2 separate regions of the Mus musculus genome follow, and region 2 is linked to region 1. Evidence: chromatin loops called from intact Hi-C (ENCODE). Cell type or tissue: left cerebral cortex. All regions are shown on one strand. Links, peaks and the distances in the headings refer to the core of each region. The heading gives the core; the rest is flanking DNA.

Region 1 (2,933 bases), core at 164-2,663:
AAATGCTGAAGTGCTACTTCCTGGTAGCTCACATTCTACTTTATTTAGGAATAGGGTTGTTACAAATGTAATTACATCAAATCAAGAACTGAGGCAACCTCTTGTTATAGAACTGAATGGACCATAAAAAAATTAAGCAATTAAATTCTAACTCTCTATGTGATGATTATTAGGAGAAAGTGCCTCTGGGTGATAATTAGGTCCTAATAATGGAACTTTCACAAAAGTGATTAGTGTCCTTGTAACAAGAGACATAAGAGATGATTTTTATCTCAATCCTATGAGAAAATAGACTGATACAAATCAGGAAGAGAGCAAGAGCCTTCAACATACACATTAGTTTTGCTCTTTACTGCATCTTTTTTTTGTCTATTGCATCATCCATAATTACTAAAAATAAATTATTGTAGTTGATATCAACATTTGTCATATTATCATATGGCATTTCAAATTCATTCTGCTCTTTACTATTGAAAATTCCTGTCATCCCAAATTGTGGAGAGCTGAGTTAGGAGGATCATCATGAGTTCAAAGCTAGGCTTTCAGAATATGTAAATCACATAATGGGACTGTGACTCAAATAATTAAAAATCAGAAGACATCATTCCAACATGTTTGTGTGTCCTTTTGAAGTTATAACAAGAAAACTTCTTTTGAGAATGTTACTCAATGACAGAAGGAAATGAGGAATTATGCAGTTGTAATTCAAGGTATGACAAGGTGGAGGGAGAAAATAGCTGGAAATTGTAGACACTGAAGCTTCTGCTCCAAGTTACCTCACCTGCTTATATCGAAACACGCAAATACAATTAGTGTTTGACATAAAAATGGTCATCACACTCCTTATTTCATTACAGATGTTTCTTCTAATTCAAGTGGTAGTTGAGTTTTCCAGCAGTGGTGGTCCTTAGCTTATGTTGCCATCCATGGCAAGTACACGAATGGCTTTTATTCTCAAAAAGTGAGTGAAATACAACTTTATTCTAAAGTCCCGTCTCTTCAAGCATCCAGTACAGTTGACATAAACAAGTTAAAATCATCCATTAAAAGTGAAAGAGTTGATCTAAATTTTGACCTAATCATGCAATTTCTAGGAATGTATCCCACAGGAAGTGAAGAACATATTCATAGATCTAGGTACAAAAATATTTTCATGTTACCAATTATAACATTATCCCAGATGGTGCTGCCCTGATTGTGGCAATGAGTAAGAGAGTTTCTGCTTTACAAAAATTGTGATTCACTCAAGGTCTACCTGATATAGATTACTTCTTAAAACAGTTTCCATGCAGCAACCGGATACTCATGGTTTGCATCTAACTAGTACCCTAAAGGCTCAAGTATGAAATGTGTGTTCCCTAGTTGGTAGCTCTGCTAAGATAGGTTGTGATACCTTGTAAGGTAGAGTCTCACTGGTATAAATAGGTCCATAATGCCATTCTTTTAAAGAATATTCAGCCCCTGGTACAAGACTCATTCTCTCCATCTTTAGTCTTCCACAGACTGACCAATACCTAACATATGTCTTGTTCTGAGGTGTTCTACCATGGTTGCCCAACATGATGGACTGAAAACCTTGAAAACTTTGAGCCAAGATACATCTTTAAAATTATTTCTATCCAGTGTTGTCTTCATAGTGTCACAAAAGTAACTAAAAATATGTCTTTCTTGAGCCTGAATGATGGCTCAATGGGAAAAGTACTCCTGATACAAAATGAGTACATAAACTTGGGTTCTTAGAATTTACAATAAGAATGATAGTGTAGCATTGTAATGTGTGTATCTGTGTGTGTGTGTGATCCCAGCTTTTCTATTGGCAGTTCAAGAGGTGCAGACAGGATTAGCTAACTTATAATATGAAGGGATGAACAAGAGATGCATGGCTCAAATAGCAAGATAGACTAGAACATGAACACTCAATGTTCACACACACACACACACACACACACACGCACACACATGCACACACACACATGCACACACATCTGAATACTCACATACTGTATTAGGCAGGGTTCTCTAGAGTCACAGAACTTATGGATAGTCTCTATATAATAAAGGAATTTATTGATGACTTACAGTCTGCAGCCTAGTTCTCAACAATGGTTCAGTAGTAGCTGTGAATGGAAGTCCAAGGATCTAGCAGTTACTCAGTCTCACACAGCAAGCAGGCGAAGGAGCAAGAGCAAGACACCCTTCTTCTAATGTTCTTATATTGTCTCCAGCAGAAGGTGTAGCCCAGATTAAAGGTGTGTTCCACCACACATTTAATTTCAGATGACCTTGAACTCAGAGATTTAATCTTCTGGAATCCATAGCCACTATGGCTCAAGATCTCCATACCAAGATCCAGATCAGAAACTTCTATCTCCAAGCCTCCAAATAAGGGTCACTAGTGAGCCTTCCAATTCTGGATTGTAGTTCATCCCAAATATAGTCAAGTTGACAACCAGGAATAGCCACTACACATACATACACAAAATTATCAGAAAAAAATCAAGCAACCAAGTAAAAACCTCTCTTTATACTTCTATTTATAAGATTTGATAGCAACACAGAACAAATACTTCTTTGGCTTATGTTATTCAGTCATAATTTTCTTTGTATGAATCACCTTACTTTTTAGTTAATAGAACGTAGTCTTTACCATTTTATAAAATGTTTTAACATCCTTTAACTTCCAGACTTGATAATATTGGTAAAATCTGTAGAGTTATGTTAATCCTGCAACATAGTTTCTAGGGCAAGGGATCACATCCAAAACAAACAAACAAACAACAACAACAACAACAACAACAACAACAACAACAACAAAAACCTACAAGGTCTGTGTGATCTGTGTGGGATACAGACATGCCTTTAATCCAAGGCAAAAGTAGCAAGCAGATCTCTGAGCTCAAAGGGAAAACCTGGTATAGAGCAAAATCAGGTAA
Region 2 (2,933 bases), core at 294-2,793, 580 kb after region 1:
TGAAACAGAGATAGGTGCTTTGGGAACACTTTTCTACACAAAATATTTTAATTATTTTTTAAATCATGTGTTACTTTTCTAGTTCAATGATTCAAGTTATATTTATTCCTAGAGAACTGTATTCCACTTACTGATTGAATAATTGAGGTAATTGTTAGGACTCACCTAAGAATACAAGCTTCTATTACACAAAAAGAATACAGAAGTTGTGTGCTATTTTTATGTTTCATTTAATTTCATTCATGGGACCATTCAAAGTTATATTATATATGTACCATAAATATAGAGAAAAATTAAATTTTGGCTTAGGTAGGTTATATATGTTTAATTTCCAGAACAAAATTCAAAAATGGCCCAGGAGGTCAATAATTTAATATGCTACCTAAATTGACTTTTAAGATCAATCTTAGACCCAGGAACTTGTTTAAATATGGATTTTGTTTTTATCTTATAGTAGGTGATGATGACTTTCTTCATGACTTCAATTCTGTTTAACTAGTTTTAAATGATCTTCAAACTGATACCTATGTTTTTGTGTATTTAGATTATGTAGGAGCTACAACTGGATTTAAAGTTTAGGCAAATGTATTCGTTAAATTTTTCCATAAAACATTTTTTACTACAAGAAAGGGAGGAGACAGAAGGCATAATTGTAAAATTTGGCCAAAATAAAGATGGAAGAAAGCAATACAGAATGGAAGCTTACACAGAATACCAACTGCAGAGTCAATCCAAGCTACAGGACCAGTGCTGGGAAGATGACCCAAGTTTGGTTTCCAGAATGCACATGTGGCAGCTCACAGTGTCCCATAGCTCTACCTCCAGTGGATCCAAACCCATGTATGGCCTCCCTGGGCACTGCCCTCACATCTACAAACCCACACTGATAGATACATATGTACATCTTTAAAACAAAAGTTAAAAACTAAGAAATTATAATATGGTATAGAACACTGGATTTTTCTCAGAAGTGAGCTTCATGTTCTATCTAGGTACACTTCTCTTTTTTTTTTTTTTTTTTTTTAAGAGTTGTATTACTTGGGGTAAATATATCAAATAAACAAATCTCAATTTCATACTAACAAGTACAGTCAAGGACTTGATAAGGTTAGGTGCTGACTAAGGAAGAATTTCTGGAAGCAGACAGTAAAGGATATTCTATACCAGTCAATTAAATTATTGAGTTGTTATAGCTGTGTTCTTATCACTTCAATATTTTAGCATGTAGAAGGGCAAAGCTTTCATTGATCCTTGATTTGGACTATTATTTTTGAAGAATAAGATGTTACTCTTCATGTACACAACCCCATACTTCAAATTAGACTTTTGTCACATAATTGTCAACTTGACTGGGTTTAGAATGCCCATGGGCACATACTTCTAGATGTATCTATCAGGGTATTTCAGGTCCTAGATTGTTAAAATGGAGAACGAGAAATGAGCAGCAGCTTTCATCCCTGTCTGTTCCTAACTGTAGATTCAGCATGAGCGTGTTCCTCATGCTCTAGTCGTCATGCCTTCCTTTACATGCTGCTGTGTATCCTCCAAATATAAGATGAAACAAACCGTCCTTACATAAGCTTCTCTGTGTTAGGTTCAAAGCAATGAGAAAAGTACCTAAAACCATCAAGTTTCTCTCTCTCTCTTTCTCTCTCTCTCTCTCTCTCTCTCTCTCTCTCTCTCTCTCTCTCTCTCTCTCTCTCTCTCTCTCTCTCGCTCTCTCTCTCTCTCTCTCTCCCTCTCTCTCTCTCTCTCGGTGAAGGTCTGTCAAGATATTGACATTCTCTTTACAGCTGACTCAGATGCAGATAAATACACCCAACCAATGGACAGAAGCTGGAGAAACCCTGAGGTTCAATTAGGGACAACCTAGAAGAAGCTAAGGAGGAGGGTGATACCCGTAGGAAGACCAGCAGTCTCAACTAACCTGGACTCCTGATATCTCTCAGATACTGAGTCACCAACCAGGCAGCATACATAAGCTAGTCTCAGGCCCCCAACATATATACAGCAGAGGACTGTCTAGTTGGGCCTCAGTGAGAGAAGATGCACCTAACCCTGGAGAGACTTGAGGCCCCAGGGAGTAAGGAGGTCTGGTAGAGTAAGGACATCCTTTGAAGACTAGAGTGGAGGAATGGGATGAGGAGCTGTCAGAAGGAGGACCTTGAGAGGGATAATAACTGGATTGTAAAAAATAAAAAATAAAGATTAATTAATGAATTAATCAGTTATTTAGTAAGAATACCCTAAAATAGACATTTTGCGGTAGAATCACCACAGGTACCTTCTGCAGCTTTCTGGTACAGATACAGACAAATCCCTACTGTACTCCATATTTCCTCATCACTTACTGTGTTCTTGGGTATTAGAAACCTATACAAACTTTATCATTATTAGTCAGAAATAAATATCAAATTAGGTTCCTTAAAATCCAATATCTTTACTAGTGTAAGGAAAATAGAAGAAGTTTCCTATATTACCCAGTTTTTCTGTTTTCCTTTTCTTTGTTTGTTCAGGTCAACATTTAAATATTACATATATTTGAAGAACACAATACATTTGAAAGTCATGTGGCTTATAAGCTGTACAAGTGAACATAGTGTATGTAGTGCTTTATCTAAAAATTGGGGCTGGTGTTAACTTTTCTCAAATTTCGATCATCAAAGAGAAAAAAACTCTGTTATGTATCATGAAGTATGGGTCCTAAATATTATGAGTTATGTAGAGCGCACACAAAGTTTATATGAATACAACAGGTTAAAAATAGAACTCTATGTGACATTTAGTTTTAAAAAAAGTTTTCAAATCACTGACATTAGTCTGGCCTTGGTGGAAGGGGAATTTCCTAACCCTGTATAGACCTGATGCCCCAGAAAACAGGGATGCCCGGGATGAAGTGAGGGGAGTTGGGGATGGGTTGGGGTAGGTGGGGG

Evidence for each region. Hi-C counts contacts between places; a loop is a spot of excess contacts. Peaks named below come from ENCODE experiments on the same cell type or tissue, not always from the same donor. Only the 100,000 strongest peaks of a DNase experiment are listed, where the experiment ranks them.
Region 2: a loop joins it to region 1, with 5 times the contacts of the local background. A loop is called at or near these places in 2 of 42 quality-filtered maps.

What each region holds. Positions count from the first base shown.
Region 1 is chr2:98,279,666-98,282,598 of GRCm38, reverse strand. No RefSeq gene overlaps it. Among named protein-coding and RNA genes, the nearest start is that of Gm33780, 430 kb to the left of the region's middle. In left cerebral cortex, for the core only: no CTCF peak of the experiment used is centred there; a DNase peak (open chromatin) is centred at 1,186.
Region 2 is chr2:97,701,210-97,704,142 of GRCm38, reverse strand. No RefSeq gene overlaps it. Among named protein-coding and RNA genes, the nearest start is that of Gm22313, 460 kb to the right of the region's middle. In left cerebral cortex, for the core only: no CTCF peak of the experiment used is centred there; no DNase peak of the experiment used is centred there.